Linked DNA regions of Homo sapiens: region 2 is linked to region 1. Evidence: chromatin loops called from intact Hi-C (ENCODE). Cell type or tissue: Caco-2. All regions are shown on one strand. Links, peaks and the distances in the headings refer to the core of each region. The heading gives the core; the rest is flanking DNA.

Evidence for each region. Peaks named below come from ENCODE experiments on the same cell type or tissue, not always from the same donor. Only the 100,000 strongest peaks of a DNase experiment are listed, where the experiment ranks them.
Region 2: it touches region 1 in a loop (7-fold over the local background); 1 of 110 quality-filtered maps calls a loop at or near these places.

Annotation. Positions count from the first base shown.
Region 1 is chr10:35,767,416-35,775,514 of GRCh38, reverse strand. No RefSeq gene overlaps it. Among named protein-coding and RNA genes, the nearest start is that of PCAT5, 6.8 kb to the left of the region's middle. In Caco-2, for the core only: no CTCF peak of the experiment used is centred there; a DNase peak (open chromatin) is centred at 4,374.
Region 2 is chr10:35,681,726-35,689,824 of GRCh38, reverse strand. No RefSeq gene overlaps it. Among named protein-coding and RNA genes, the nearest start is that of FZD8, 43 kb to the right of the region's middle. RefSeq lists an enhancer at 2,821-5,861. In Caco-2, for the core only: no CTCF peak of the experiment used is centred there; no DNase peak of the experiment used is centred there.

The DNA.
Region 1 (8,099 bases), core at 1,506-6,505:
TGGTCAATAAAACAACAGCAGGATTTGAGAGGCTTAACTCCAATTTTGAAAGTTCTACTGTGGGGAAAATGCTATCCAACAGCATTGCATGCTACAGATGAATCTTTCCTGAAAGAGTTCATCAATGCAGCAAACTTCGTTGTTGTTTTACCCTAAGAAATTTTCACAGCCACCCCAACCTTCAGCAACCACCACCTTGATCAATCAGTAGCCATCAGTGAGGTGACACGCTCTACCAGCAAAAAGATTACAACTTGCTGAAGGCTCAGATGATTAGCGGCATTTTTTTAGCAATAAAGTATTTTCAATTAAGTTATGTCCATGTTTTTACATATGATGCTACTGCAGCTGTAGAGTCCAGTGTAGTAAAAATATAACTTTGATGTGCACTGAGAAATCTGTGTAACTGTCTTTGCTGCAATATTTGTTTTATTGCAGTGGTCTGGAACTAAACCTACAATATCTCTGAGGTATGCCTGTATTTGGGAATAGTTATTCTCTTCAAAGGGAAAAAAAATGCATCTGTAATTAAAGTTAAAAATGCATATAACATTATTCTCTCTGCTCCCATCATTCTCTAAAACCAGCAGAGATCTGGGAGAGCCAAATGCTTCCTACAACAAGCCCATGACCAGAACCCCTTAATTGTCAGCTGGTTCCATATAAAGCTCATAATAGTCAATGGTTTGTCTTCAAGCAGATCTTGGCTGACAGGGAGCACAGACTTTGAATTCAGACACTTCTAGTTTTGAATCCAGCCTCTACTCATTGTGAACTGCTTGATGAGATATTTAACCTTTCTGATTTTTAAATTTTTTATCTCTAAAATGCAAATAATAATGTTTTTCCAGGGGATTACTGTGAAATTAAATAGCATGTGTTCAATGTACCTACCCTCTGTAAGTGATTCTGCCAAATGTAAAATTTATTTGCCCAATCAAGAATGGAGACTGGGTGTGGTGGCCCACACCTGTAATCCTAGCACTTTGGGACGCTGAGGTGGGAGGATCACTTGAGGCCAGGAGTTCAAGACCAGCCTGGGCAACATAGCGAAACCCCATCTCTACAAAAAAATTACAAAATTAGCCAGGCATGGTAGTATGCCTGGAGGTTGAGGTGGGAGGATCACTTGAGCCCAGGAGTTCAAGGCTGCAGAGAGCTATGATCTTGCCACTGTACTCCAGCCTAAGCAAAATAGCATGACGTCATCTCTTATTTAAAAAAAAAAATAGAATGAGTTGATGATGATGATGATAGTAAATACTTATGTGGCATTTAAAACATGTCAGGCACTGTTCTAAACTCTCAATATTGATTCACTTAATCTGCACACGGACCTACAAAGAGTTCTACAGGTAATGAAATCAAGACCCAGGGAGGTTAAGTAACCTATCCAAGGTAATACAGCAAGTAAACAGTTGAGCCAGGACTCCGTTCCAGACAATCGCGCTTCAGTCCATGCTCCTAATCATTCCTCTGGGTTGCTTCTTGCTGTGTAGTGATAATTGCAGTGGTCCTGATTCACAGTTTTCCCTTCTAAAGGCAGCTCTTTAACCTCCCTTTTCCTGTTGCCTTGAAAAGGTGCTGCTGCAGTTTCCCACACGTCTGGCAATCATTGGTTTTTCTCCAAGGCTCTGAGTGGTCTCTCCAGCCTCTCTTTCCCCCGCATAGGGCAGCCCCCCTCCTTCTCCGTGTTCCAGCCATGCAGGCCTCCTTTCAGTTCCTCATGCTCACCATACTTCCTCTTGTGCACGGAGCACTCTTTGCTCCCCATTTCTCCCAGAATTCCCTTCAAATCTCAACCCAACTATTATCTCCCCCTGGAAGCCTTGCAGGACCTCCCTGATCAGGTGGTTTTCCCATAGGCATGGCTCCAGGGACTCCTCCCACTCAGCTTCTGCCTGTAGAGTGGGGACTATGTGGCCCTTTTTGCTCACCCTGTGCCCATAAAGCCTGGTCTAGTGCCACACACATTAGGGGCTCGATAAATATTTGCTAAATGAACGAGTGAACTTTGCTCTGTGTTTGGAAGTGGCTGGCGGAGTCGTCTTCACACAGCTTCTCTTAACTCACTTCTGCTGCTCCCCACAGGCTTGGGAAAACCTTCAGGAAGTCTTTGCAGATACGGAAAATGTCCTTTTATTGTAGTAGAGGACTCAGGGATCACCTTTCTTTCATCATTCAAAATATAACTCAAAATATTATTCATTGAGAAATGCAAATTAAAACAATAATGAAATATTGCTACACACCTATTAAAATGGCCAAAATCCAAAAGACTGACAACATCAAATACTGGCCAGGTTGTGGAGCAACAGGAACTCTCATTCACTGCAGGTGGGAGTGCAAAATGGCACAGCCACTTTGGAAGGCAGTTTGGCAGTTTCCTACAAAACTAAACATACTTGGCTGAGTGCAGTGGTTCACGCCTGTGATCTCAGCACTTTGGGAGGCTGAGGCAGTGGATCACCTGAAGTCAGGAGTTTGAGACCAGCCTGGCCAACATGGTGAAACCCTGTCTCTACTAAAAATACAAAAATTAGCCAGCTGTGGTGGCACACACCTGTAATCCTAGCTACTTGGGAGGCTGAGGTAGGAGAATCACTTGAGCCTGGGAGGAGGAGATTGCAGTGAGCCAAAATTGCACCACTGCACTCCAGCCTGGGAGACAGAGCGAGACTCCATCTTAAAAAAACAACAAGCAAACAAACAACAACAACAAAACTAAACATACCTTTAACATACAATCTGACAATCACAATCTTTGGTATTTACCTAAAAGAGTTGAAAACATGTCCACACAAAAAATGCATATAGATGTTTATAGTAGCTTTTTTCATAATTGCTAAAGCTTGGAAACAACCAAGATGGAATATCATTCAGTGCTAGAAAGAAATCAGCTCTCAGTCCATGCAAAGACATGGAGGAAATTTAAATGCATATCACTAAGAAAAAGAAGCCAATTTGAAAATGCCACCTACTGTATGATTCTAACTATATGACATTTTGAAATGGCAAAACTATGAGGACAGTAAAAAGAGTAGTGGTTGCCAGGAGTTGGAAGTGGGGTGGTGCAAACAATAGTCAGAACACAGAATTTTCAGGGCAATGAAAGTACTCTGTATGATACTATCATGATAGACACATGTCATTAGGCAAATGTAGTATATGTGCCCAAACTCATAGCATGCACAACACCAAGAGTGAGCCCTAATGTAAACCATGGACTTTGGTGATGATGTGTCAATGTGGGTTCATCTGTTGTAACAAATGCACCCCTTGGTGGGTGACATTGTTAACTGGGGAGGCTGTGCAGGTGTAGAGGGAGGGGATAGACAGAATATCTCTGTACCTTCCTCTGAATTTTGCTCTGAACCTAAAACTGCACTAAAAAAAATGAAGTCTCAAAAAATACTATTAGTTGCAACCTCAAAAGCATGATAAGGATATTGAAAAGGCAATAGAGTACACACACGAGGCTGTATCCACAGTTACCTGTGACTGCGCTGTAATCAACAAATCCTTGCCCAACACTCAATAACAATTGTTCTGTTTCAAAATGAGTTGAATATTTGCAAATCCTTTACAAGAGAGTTCCCTGCAGTCTTCTTTTCCCCCAACTTGCAGTAGAACACTATTGAATTTCAAATCTTCTGAGCATGGTTTAGCTTGTGGCAGCCAGCGGCTTTCCATTTTGGTGCAATTTGTCCTATGCGTGGTGAGAAAGAGATGGAATTCCAGTGAAGGAAGTGACAGGAACTCTTTGCCTTCCTGTATTTACCATTCTCTTAACTTGGACATCTTCAACTCAAAATACTTGGCAAGCAGTTTTTTTTCTTAAGAGCTATTTTTTATTTTATTTTACTCTTTGAGACTCATATTCCTGACCATGGTGAGTACTCTTTTATTCAATCACAGAGAATGTAGCATACAAATATTTTAACATTTTAATTAATTGCATTTTCATTATGCTTGTCCTGAGGCTTCCTGGGCTGAGTAAAATGTATTAAATCTCAAAGAGAAAAACTATGACTGCAATTAGCTCCTAAGTGGGATCGGTTTCAGTTTTAGACGGAAGAAGCATTTTAATGTGACCTTAGTGGCACAGATAGTCTCTGGAGGGCTTATTCTAATGATTGTCCAGGCTCCTGGCCCCAAATTAGCAATATCTCCCCAACACACACACACACACGCACACACGCACACTTAATGCCTGTTATTACTCCACTATTTCTTTAGCTCTTGAAGGCTTCCTGGCCTTTTAAAATACCACTCCAAGGTATTAAGCCTTATCAGTTCATAGCTTTGTTATCAGCCAACACCTTAGTTGACAACCAGCTGAGAGTGAAAGCGTGCCAGGAATGTGACCTGGATAGGTGCTGGTCCTGGGAGAGGGGAGGGGAGTTGTCAGGAGGAGAAGAAAAAGACTGTGAGGGAAAGGGAGAGTCTAGTGACAGCCTGGGACAGCAGGATGCTGGCCTTGCTGCCAATAGGCATGTTTCGTTCAATGCTAGAGTTCAGCTTCCCAGATAGAAACACCCCTGCCCAGGGAGATAAGGAGCTGAAGGAGCCAGAAAGGGCCCCACTCCACCCATCCCTTCTTCATTCTCTGCTCAGCCTGCAACAGAGCTAAGGGGGTTCTGCAGACCTTGCTGCAGTCACCAGACACATGTCTCCTCCCACTTCTCAGAGGATGAAATCAGCCTCATCCATATTGACCATGCAGTTCATCTATATTACCAGCACAAGCTAGCTAACAGTGCTGGAATATTTACTGCATCTCAAACAGCATTCTGAACGCTTTGTGCCCGTCATCTGATTTAATCCTCACTGCAGCTATGTAAGTAGATGACAGACTACAGTTGACCCTTTAAGAACATGGATTTGAACTGCAGAGGATCACTTACATGTAGATTTTCTTCCGCCTCTGCCACCAGAGACAGCCAGACAATCCCCTCCTTTTCTTCCTCCTCCTTAGCCTACTCAAAGTGAAGATGATGAGGATGAAGACCTTTATGGTGACTACTTCCACTTCACAAATAGTAAATACATTTTCTCTTCCTTATGGTTTCCTTAATAATATTTTCTTTTCTCTAGCTTACTTTAAGAATACAGTATAGAATACATATGTTGTATAAAATGTGTGTTAATTGACTATGTAATGGGTAAGGCTTCTGGTCAACAGTAGACCATTAGTAGTCAGGTTTTTGGGCAGTCAAAAGTTATACAAGGATTTTCAACTGTGAAGGGGGTCAGTGCCTCTAACCCTCACATTGTTCAAGGTTCAGCTGCATGTGATTCACCATCTTCTACAAATTAGAACTGAGGTTAAAAAAAAGTAAAGCAACTTGCCCAGGAGCACATAGCTAGTATATGGGAGAAATCCTATTAAATAGGATTCAAACTCAGGTTTGTCTAACTCCAGAGCTTGGAATTTTAGCCACTAAACCTTTTAACTTCTTCATGTTTATAAAGTGCTTTTTAAAAGCTAGTATTTCACTTGCTGCCAAAAAATTCTGGGAAATACAGAGGCTGTGCATGCTCTGTTATTTCCATTCCAGAAATTTAAAAGCAAGGACAGAAACTAAGTGGCCCTGGTTCCTCAGTCAATTGCAGAGCATGGACAGAAACATCCCCTAGGTCCCATCCAAGACTTCCTGTAGGAAGAACATATCTTATCTCCTTCAATAATACAAGTCATATTTTCATTTGTTTGCTGATTTTAGCATTTGTTCTATACAGTTGTCCCTCAATATCTGCAAGGGGTTGGCTCCACGGCCTCCTGCAGATACTAAAACCCACAGATGCTCAAGTCCCAGATATAAAATTGTGTGGTATTTGCATATAGCATTCACACACCCTTTGACATGCTTGAAATCATCTCTAGATTACTTATAATACCTAATACAAATGCTATGTAAACAGTTATTATACTGTATTATTTAGGGAATAATGACAAGATGTAAAAGTCTGTATATGTTCAATACAGACCTAATCATCCTTTTTTAAAAAATATTTTTGATCCACATTGGTTGAATCTTCAGGTGTGGGACCCAGAGATCCCAAGGGCCCACTGTTTCTACCACCAAGAATATGTCTTTGACAGAGGTAAACATAGCAAAACTTGATCTGTTCGATGCATTCATGGACCCAACTGTGTGTTTCTGGATACCATTAAGATAAAAAATTATGACATTAGGAAGCTCTAATCAAAGTGAATGGCATCTGCCACGATTATCCTAAGCGTTCCCTAAGGCCTCCCGTGGTCACTCAAGCTCAGGACAGTCCCCTGAAGAAACAGAGCAGAGGGGCCACAAAGTGGCTGCCAACAAAGAAGTTTTAACAAGCAACCCCAGCTTTTTATTGACTTAAAGGAAAATGGACTCAAGAGAGAAATTCCAATGAAACTGTAGGTAAGTCAAAGATTGTTTTTGTTTCTATAGATTAGTTCTCACACATTTCCTGTTACTAGACTTAATTTTGGTAATGTGTAATTATAACCACAAACCTACCATTAAGCAATGAGTATTTAGAGTCTATTTCCTGATGAACTCGAGAAAGGGCAGAGGTTAATTGGGCCATGCCTAGTTAAAATGTCATAAACTTAAAGGTGTAGCTTCTCACCTTCACATAGGGCCTTGCGACATTATCAGAACCAGGGACGGTTCTACAGTTTAGCAAAAGGTAGACACGTGAATGACTTAGTTTCAGAGAAACCCGTCTAATGTGTCTTAACTGTGCTACACTAAATAAACGACTCAAACTTCCTGAAATCTTAAGAAAACACAAAAGGCCCTTAGTCTTAGAGTCTGGGCCTCACCAATATGACCTTACATCCCTGCCCTTGCTACAAAGAACAGAAGCAACTGAAATTTATACTCATCATCAATTACACAGAATCAGATCTGTCACCAGGCTCCAGAGCTGAATTTTCCTGGGGAAAATGAATAGCATATATTAACCAAAAGTCTAAAGGGGATTTCGAAGAAGAGGAGAGGGAACTCCAGAAAAGAGTTACAGAAGGGCCTGTGTGCAACCACAGATAAACACTGAAAAGTGAGTTCCAAATCACTTAGCTTTGCTGCCTGGAAATTCAATCAATGTATCTAAAGAATAAAAAAATTATATATATAACAGTTTTTCCGAAACACAATTATGGATTTCCATTTAGAATTTCAGTGAAAAATGATGAGGATGATCATCGGTAGCAGAAATAAAATAAAGAGAACAGCTCAGTGCCTAGGTATTTTCTATCCAAGATTTTCTGTCTTGAATCAGCAAAAGAGATTGGCAAATGCCGAAAGAGTCATGTGAAAGTTGCACTGAAATCCACATCATAATAGGCAAATAACTGCTGGGATAGGGTATTTACAAATACTTTTCAAGTAGGGTAAACCAGGACAACGGCTATACAGACTTGAAATCGTATTCATCTTTTCAATTAATTGCCTAAATTATTTATTTTAACTTTTATTAAAACAAACAAACTTGTCCCAAAAGCATTGAGCTGCCGAGGACTTTGAAACCTTTCTAGGATCAGCTCAGCATATTTCTGAAACTCACATTCCTGGGACAAGAGAAGAATGTGTCAACAGAAAAGACTTGTGAACTAATTTCTCACAGGGACAAGCTAAGAAATGTCTTTATCAGAAGACACCCCCAGCTGAAGGAGGATTTTTATGTTGCTGGCACATTCTCTGACTACCCATTCAGAGCTTTGGAGACAATCTTTCCAACAGAATATCTTACTTTACTTACTGAAAGAGAGTCTGATATTTTAAATTATTTGAATCATCTAGTCTAAAAAAAATTCCATTTTAACTGAAGAAGTTCAAGAATGCTACTAGGAGGTGGAGAGTCGTGGTGTTTTCCGTATTTGAGAAGATAAACCAAAAGATACAAAACAAAATTTTTCTGGATTTATATCTTCACATATTTTTACTCTAAGAATATAAATCTCAGACTGGGAAAGGCAGTATATATATATAAAATGTTGCCCTTCTGTCTCAAATGCAAGAGTTAGTTCTACGAAGGAATATATTCAGCCAGATTCTCTTAGTAAGAAAGACTGAGAAAGGTCACTTCAGGAGGCCATAGCC
Region 2 (8,099 bases), core at 1,537-6,536, 86 kb after region 1:
TAACCCAAAGGAATGGGTTTCTAATGGTGGAAATGGCTGAGAGCACGGCAGCCTGATGATGGAATTATTTTGGAAGCAGCAGGGGGCCCTTGGCAGTCCATACCAAATCATACGAAGCATGTGACCACTTGGCCAACTGAAGCGTAAGTCCCTCCCATGCTTTCTATTCTTTGAGATGTTCAGGGATAAAGACCTGCCTCAGGAACACTTTGAAGGAATTCTACTCTCTCAGGTCCTTCAACCAAAGTCTAACGAACCTTCAATTCCTTAAGATTGCAGTTTTGTTTTTTTGTTTTGTTTTTTTGTTTGTTTGTGTTGTTTTGTTTTCTTTTTTGAGATGGAGTCTTGCTCTGTTGCCCAGGCTGGAGTGCAATGGCGTGACCTCTGCTCACTGCAACCTCCACCTCCCGGGTTCAAATGATTCTCCCGCCTCAGCCTCCCGAGTAGCTGGGATTACAGGCACCCACCATCATGCCTGACTAATTTTGCTTTTGTTTTTGTTTTCTTTTTGAAATAGAGTCTTGCTCTTGTTGCCCAGGCTCTAGTATAGTGGCACAATCTCGGCTTACTGCAACCTCTGCCTCCAGGGTTCAAGAAATTCTCCTGCCTCAGCTTCCCCAGTAGCTGGGATTACAGGCGCCCCCCACCACACCTGGCTAATTTTTGTATTTTTGGTAGAGGCGGGGTTTCATCATGTTGGCCAGGCTGGTCTCTAACTCCTGACCTCAGGTGATCCACCCACCTCTGCCTCACAAAGTGCTGGGATTACAGGCATGAGCCATGGCGCCCAGCCTAATTTTTGTATTTTTGTAGAGACAGGGTTTCACCATCTTGGCCAGGCTGGTCGTGAACTCCCAACCTCAGGTGATCCGCCCGTCTCGGCCTGCCAAAGTGCTGGGATTACAGGCGTGAGCCACTGCACCTGGCCAAGATTGTAGTTCTTTTAAAATAGTAGGTAACCCCTGCATTATCCTGAGGATAATTATCCGGCATGGAACCTGGAATGTCAGGCTGAAGAATGTCCGAGATCCTGGACCAGCCCTTTGGCAGGGACGGTGCAGAGCATGCACCTTTGAGCTAGGGCCAGGCTCTACCACTTACTAACTCCGTGACAAGTCTTGGCTTCTACGTGCATTAAATATGAGAATGTCACACAGGATGGTGAGGGTTAAAGGAGAAAAATTACCTAACTTTTAACCACCCTCTTGGCCAAGTAACTCCAGATATAATTAAATAACATCCTCATATTATGGGCAATACATATTGTTGCCTCACCCAACTCCTTGGAATTAAAGTAATTTGAATAATCTAAAAACAAACTTTCTCTTATTCAGCTTACCCTTTCAAAACAAAAAGATCCCTTGCACAAGTAATTAAACAAAAGGCAGTTTTACCAGAGTGGTGGCTCACAACTGTAATCCTAGTGCTCTTGGAGGCTGAGGCAGAAGGATTTCTTGAGGCCAGGGGTTTGAGACCAGCCTGGGTAACATAGTGAGATCTTGTGCTGACCAAAAAAATTAAAAAAAAATTAGCCAGGCATGGTGGCGTGCATCTGTAGTCCCAGCTTCTTGGAAGGCTCAGGCAGGAGGATTGCTTGACCCCAGGAGGTTGAGGGTGCAGTGAGCCAAAATTGCACCACTGCACTCCAGCCTGAGTGACAAAGAGAGACCCTGTCCCAAAATAAATAAATAAATAAATATAAAAATAAAAATTGGGAGAGTTTGCATAAAATCTACATTTCCAACTTATTATTATTTTTTTTAAATCAGAAGCTCTAACCATATCAGGTTACATTCCCGTATGGCGATAATTGGCTGGAGGGAGTGCAGGCTGCTGTCTTTAGCAGAGGCCTGTCCTTTGGAGGGCTCCACCCCCCACCCCCTCACCAACCCCGGCTTCCCATCTCCTCAACGCTATACCCCCCACCCCCGCCCCGCCACCACTTTCTGTGATTTTCTCTCGGGCTCACCCAACTCCTACGTTATCTGCCTAGCCTATGTTGGCCTGAGAGTTTCTGACCCTGTGCCGTGAATAAGTCATGAATGTATTGTTAATTTACTGATTCTTCTGTATTCTCTGAAGATTACATTTATGCTGGAGAAAATCTTGGCAGGAAAGAAAAGAAGGAAAGACTTTTGCCCAGTGCAATCTGATGAGAAGACAGAATTTCTAAAATGGGAAGGGTGGTTAAAGGTAAAGTCTTAGGGAAAGGGGTTGGGTCACAAAAGACAGAGAAACCAACAGGATGGATTGGACCTTGAGGGCTGAGCAGTATCGGAAATTCCAGCCAGGTCGGGGTATGGATGGGCCTCCTAAGTGGCCGATATATATGTGAATAACTTTTCCTTGGGAGTATGAGGCTGAAGGGAAGCAGAACCATTCCTGATGAGAAAAGTAACATGTTTGTGGTTTCTTCATTTTTTTCTTCTCTCTTCAAGGCAGAGTCTTGTTCTGGCAGGCGAGAGTGCAGTGGCACCATCATGGCTCACTGCCACCTCAACCTCCCTGGCTCAAGTGATCCTCCTACCTCAGCCTCCTGAGTAGCTGAAACTACAGGCACACACCACCTCTCCCAACGAATTTTTTTTTTTTTTTGGAAGAGACAGGGTCTCACTATGTTCCTCAGGCTGGTCTTGAACTCCTGGCCTCAAGCAATCCTTCCCTCCTTGGCCTCCCAAAGCACTGGAATTACAGGCATAAGCCACCATACCCAGCCACCGTGTTTATGGTTTCTGAGATGTATTCCAGAGCAGATTACTTTATAAAGCAATGTGCAACCATAAAACCCAACTGTATCACTTTACAGAAGTACAGAAGATTTTGAAGTCCGTTTGTTGCTGAGATTTATGATACACAACATGAAACCCTAGACCAGTAGAGACCACTCACAGATGAAAGCAGGCAGACAGCATGCTGCCCGAAAGACCAAGGTAATTACAAGCTCCTGAAACATGAAGGAGTGTTATTCACTAGGAAACAAGGGAGCTATTTAGCAATCAGGCAAATCAAAACAAGGAGAAAAAAACTGATTACAGAGAAAATCCTTTTACAACAAATTTAATGCTGGTAGTAACCTCTAATGATTCCATAGCCCGCATCAGCAGCAGCAAACTGGAACCATGGTTTACCATGGATAGTTTGTGACATAAATCCTATGTTTAAATAATACTCGGAACAGTTTCACTGTTGGCTGAAAAGAGTCGCAAAAGAGCACAGTTAAAAGGAGACTTGAAGATTACTTTGACTAAAAATCCTTATTTTACAGATGAGGAAACTGAGGTGCAAAGGTTAATTCCTTTGTCTCTCCAAAGCTAGTTGGTGCAGAATTAAACCGCCTTCCCTATCCCCACCAGTCTCCCAATTTCTGAAACAATGCATGGCATGTCATTGAAGGAAATGAGAAACTTCATGATGTTTTGAATTAAAAATTAACACTTCTTGGCTGGGTGCAGTGGCTCATACCTATAATCCCAGCACTTTGGGAGGCCGAGGCAGGCAGATCACCTAAGGTCAGGAGTTTGAGAACAGCCTGGCCAACATGGCGAATCCCTGTTTCTATTAAAAATACAAAAATTAGCCAGGTGTGATGGTGCACGCCTGTAATCCCAGCTACTCAGGAGGCTGAGGCAGAAGGATTGCTTGAACCCGGGAGGGGTAGGTTGCAATGAGCCAAGATTGCGCCATTGCACTCCAGCCTGGACAACAGAGTGAGGCTCCATTTCAAAAATAAATAAATAAATAAATAAATAAATAAATAAATAAATAAATAAAACACTTCTTTACAGAAGAAAATCAAAATAAGCAAAAAAAGAGGTTGAGTGGGTTTACTGTTCCTAATTAATTGATAAGAAGGGTATATCATTTGTAACTCTCATCGTCCACTAGGCTATTCTTATCTCCAAGTAAAAAATGTTTCAAATATTTAAAAAATGAAGCTAATTATTCAAAACAGCTGAAGCTCTAACATAATGCCTAAGAGAATTCATTTTTTGAACATTTCTTTGTTTCCAATGTGAATCCCAAGAAGATAAGACCGCAGACAGGTTTGGAGAAAGAAAAAACCCTACCTTTGTTTTCAGACCTGCACTTGACTCAGGAAATAAGTTAATAATTAAACTGGTTTCACTTTTGAAAAGCAAATGTAATCATTCCTTCTTCATTCCAAATGTATGCTTTACTTAGGAGTAGCGATGTCATGCTATTTGAAGAACTGTTTGCTCAAGCTCAGAATTACCCCAGGGCAATGTATTATTGATAAATCCATTTTCTTGTATAATCATCGCTTCACATTTACAACATTTCACAGGATTCTATCTGTAAACTTCACATGGTTTTTCTAGGCAAGGGCAGTACAGTCCATGTTACCCAGAAAAAGGGACCTTATTCCTTGGGGTTAACTTCTGTATTCAAATTTCCAAAGTAATGTGACAAGATTTTCTCACAGAAAACACACAATTGAGGTTACTTGTAGCTATAAGGCCTGCAACATTTTAAAACTCATATGCTTATCTGCATACATTTACATGTATTTAAAGCACCTCCATTCAAAAGCATAAAGGTCCACTTTCTAGAGATGGATACGGAGGGGATGATTGAGAACACAAAAGCTTATTTCAACGTTATTGGTCTCCACATTCATTTATTTTCTGATGACAGAGGGGTCAGCTCAGGACTTCCATGTTTAATACACTCCAGTAAAGCAGTATTGTGCTTTTCTTCTTCTTTATTTTTATTGTGGAGGTCGGTTCGTTTGTTTTTGGCTTGTTTTTGCTTTTTTGTTATGTGTGTATTGGGGGTTTATTTGCACAATGGAGGGAAGAAGCCGAGGCCAGCTAACGCAAGGAGAGAAAAAGGCTTGGGGTACTCTCGCGGAATACTCAGGAATCTCTCAAGTGTTTGAATAAACACATACCACACCAATTAAAAAAAAAAGCCGGTTTAGCAAAAAGACAAACATAGTCTTCTGAGCCTGTCCAACAGTCAGGCATGTTCGAATACATTCCTGGAGCCCGGAACAGCCCTCACACTTCCTTTTAGCCTAATGGGCCCTGAGCCCCATCTTTTGTCTGCTGATTAACTGCTCTGTTCATTGACCAAACCACTAATTGCATGTTCCTTATAGTTACCCTACATTACTGTAAGAATTAATGAGACACAATTACAGCTTCCAGAAATCTCAGGCCTGGCCAACTGCATGGTACTCCAAGTGAATTAGAACTCTTGAAGAGAAAAGAGGGGGGAAAGCTAGGCAATTGCTCACAGGAAGCAGAATTTTTTTTTGTTTAAAAATTTTTGTATTTATTTGAAGTTGTTTCATAATTAGGCCCAGGGGGAAGGTAAGGGGAAAGAGACAGGGAATGAACAAAGGACTGGGAACGCAGCTTTCACGGAGAAATCATGGTGGATGCAAAGAAACATGTATACTACAGAGTACCCAAAACTTAGGAAACAGGATGAACACGAAATCAATGCTATGAATAGGACATAAAGCCAATAACAAATTGGCAGTTTGAATACAGCATGTGTTACACATGGAAACACACTAGAAGAGTAATCTTTTAGTCTCATCCTCACACACAGATGCTATTTTGCCCAACTGAAGCAAAATGCCTATTTCTGATATTCCTCAACTCATGGAATTTGATGTTCCTTAGAACCCATGTCTCATTTGCCAAGGTTTGTATTAGAATTACAAAAGAATGAAGAGGGGGCATCTCTTTGTATAGCAAGGGGAAAAGGTGTAATTTTCCCTCTGCCAAATCGCTTCAAATGGAAAAAAAAAATGATTTTGAGTGTGGAAATAATTCCAGGGCACCTTACATTGCAATTATTCTAAAACTTTGTGTTGGGTTTACTGGCCTTGGTTTCCTTTGTAGATAGCGACTTGTTCTTGTGCCATTTCTGTTAAGATTACTTTATCAACAGCCTGATCAAAAAGTATTACTTTAACCCATTTTTTCCCAAATATAAAGGTATATTTTAAAATATTTACATACACAAATATGCAAGGATAGAGGATAGATACAGGGGCGGTAGATAGGGTTGGCAGGAAGAGAGAGAAAGAGATGACCAGTAAGTGATGGCCAGATAGAAAGATACAAAAACAGAAAGAGGGAAAAAGGTGGTAGATAGAGAGATGATAGTGGGAAAGGGAGATTGAAAGAGAGACCAGGAGAGAGAGAGTGGGAGAAAAAGAGGATAACTAGCTAGACAGGCAGATAAATAGAAGCTAGGATCCAGTTCCCAGTCCAACAGACTGAATCTTTAAACTTCAACTGTACTTTGGATATTAATTTGGCACTGAGGGAGCAGTGAAAAGAATGTCATCTCTTCAAGTTCAAGTTGGAAGACATCATATAAATGAAACATTTTCAGGGGTGTGAGAGGGTAAGCAGGACCATGAAAAGCCTATGGGGCCCTTATCAGGGCAGATAAGCACCCCCCCATGGAGGTGATAGGAAATTTGTCGAGGCTTAAGCAACTTCTCAGGGCCATGGAAAAGCATATATATATATATATATATATATATATATATATATATATATACACACACACACACACACATATACATATGTGCGTGTATATATACACACATATATATACATATATACACACATATATATACACACATACACACATGTTCAGTTTCTTAACATTTTTCAGAAGGCAGAAGAGAAAGTCTTTGTGTTTCAATCAGAAATCTTGCTATAAAGACATAGATTCAACCCAGGTGCCCATCAACAGTGTATTGGATAAAGAAAATGTGGTACCTATACACCATGGAATACTATGCAGCCATAAAAAAGAATGAGATTGTGTCCTTTGCAGCAACATGGATGCAGCCAGAAACCATTATCCTAAGCAAATCAGTGCAGGAACAGAAAACCAAATACCACAGGTTCTCACTTCTAAGTGGGAGCTAGAAGTTGGGTACACATGGTCATAAAAGTGGGAACAATGGACAATGGGGGATACAAGAGTGAGGCGGGTGGGAGTGGGATAAGGGTTGAAAAAAACTACCTGTTGGGTTCTATGATCACTACCTGGGTGAAGGTTTCATTCGTACACCAAACCTCGGCATCTACGTGTATCCTCTGATTCTAATATAGAAGTTGAAAAAAAAGAACGAGAAAAAAGTACTTACTATAAAGTCTGTGGGCTTCATGAGATTTCTGAAGAAAAGAGAAAGAGTATACTGAAAGGAAGAAGATATTTACGCAAACACAGAACCTATTTTTCATTCAACTGATATATTCTTTGATGAAAAAGAAGTTTGCTAAAACCTCTTTCTCTATCTTTATCACAATATATAATTTTTAGTGTTATTTTATTTATGCAAAATGATAATGTCATTTTATGAACAAATGTACATTGCCTTTGCACTCATTTCAAAATACAACCTACATGATCAAAAATATATATATTGCTATAGGAAGTGAAAGGAGAGTGAAAATGAATGATGCCCTGGTGCTCCTCAAACCAACAATTGCCAGGGCTCATGGAGGAACGGCCTCTCCACACAGCTTGTCCATTCCATCCAGGCTGTGTCACCTGCCATATCTCCTTCCTCCCTGGTGGAATCCTCTCACCCGCTCCTGCCTCTCAAATCTTATCCATGCTGTAAGGCCAGTGCCTTTACACATCAACCTCCAAACCCCATCCTCCCATCTAAGGAAATTTTTCTCTCTTCTGACATCCTAAGGCTTATATTGCTTGTACCAACTTGTACCAAACATTTGTCACTTAATCATATGTAGTCTCAACTTCTCTGTGAATAAATGCCTGGGCCTCTGTCTAGACTGCAAATTCCTCAAGGGAAGATGAGATAACTTCTTTCCCTCCCTCCACAAATGCCCTCCACCTCAGGGCTCTCAGCAGGGCCTTATGTACCTAGTGGGAGCTTAATATATATCCTAGGAATAAGTGGATCCAAGAACAAATTACTTAATATAGAGAAAGGCCATCTGAGTGAAAATGTGGGGAAGAAGTGGGAATAATTTGTCATGCCCTGTGGTTTGTGAAGAGACATGGAGAGGTTGAAGATAGGAGACAGGACCCAATGTCTTCTTTGGGTCTCCCTTATGGGATGGGAGAGTCTT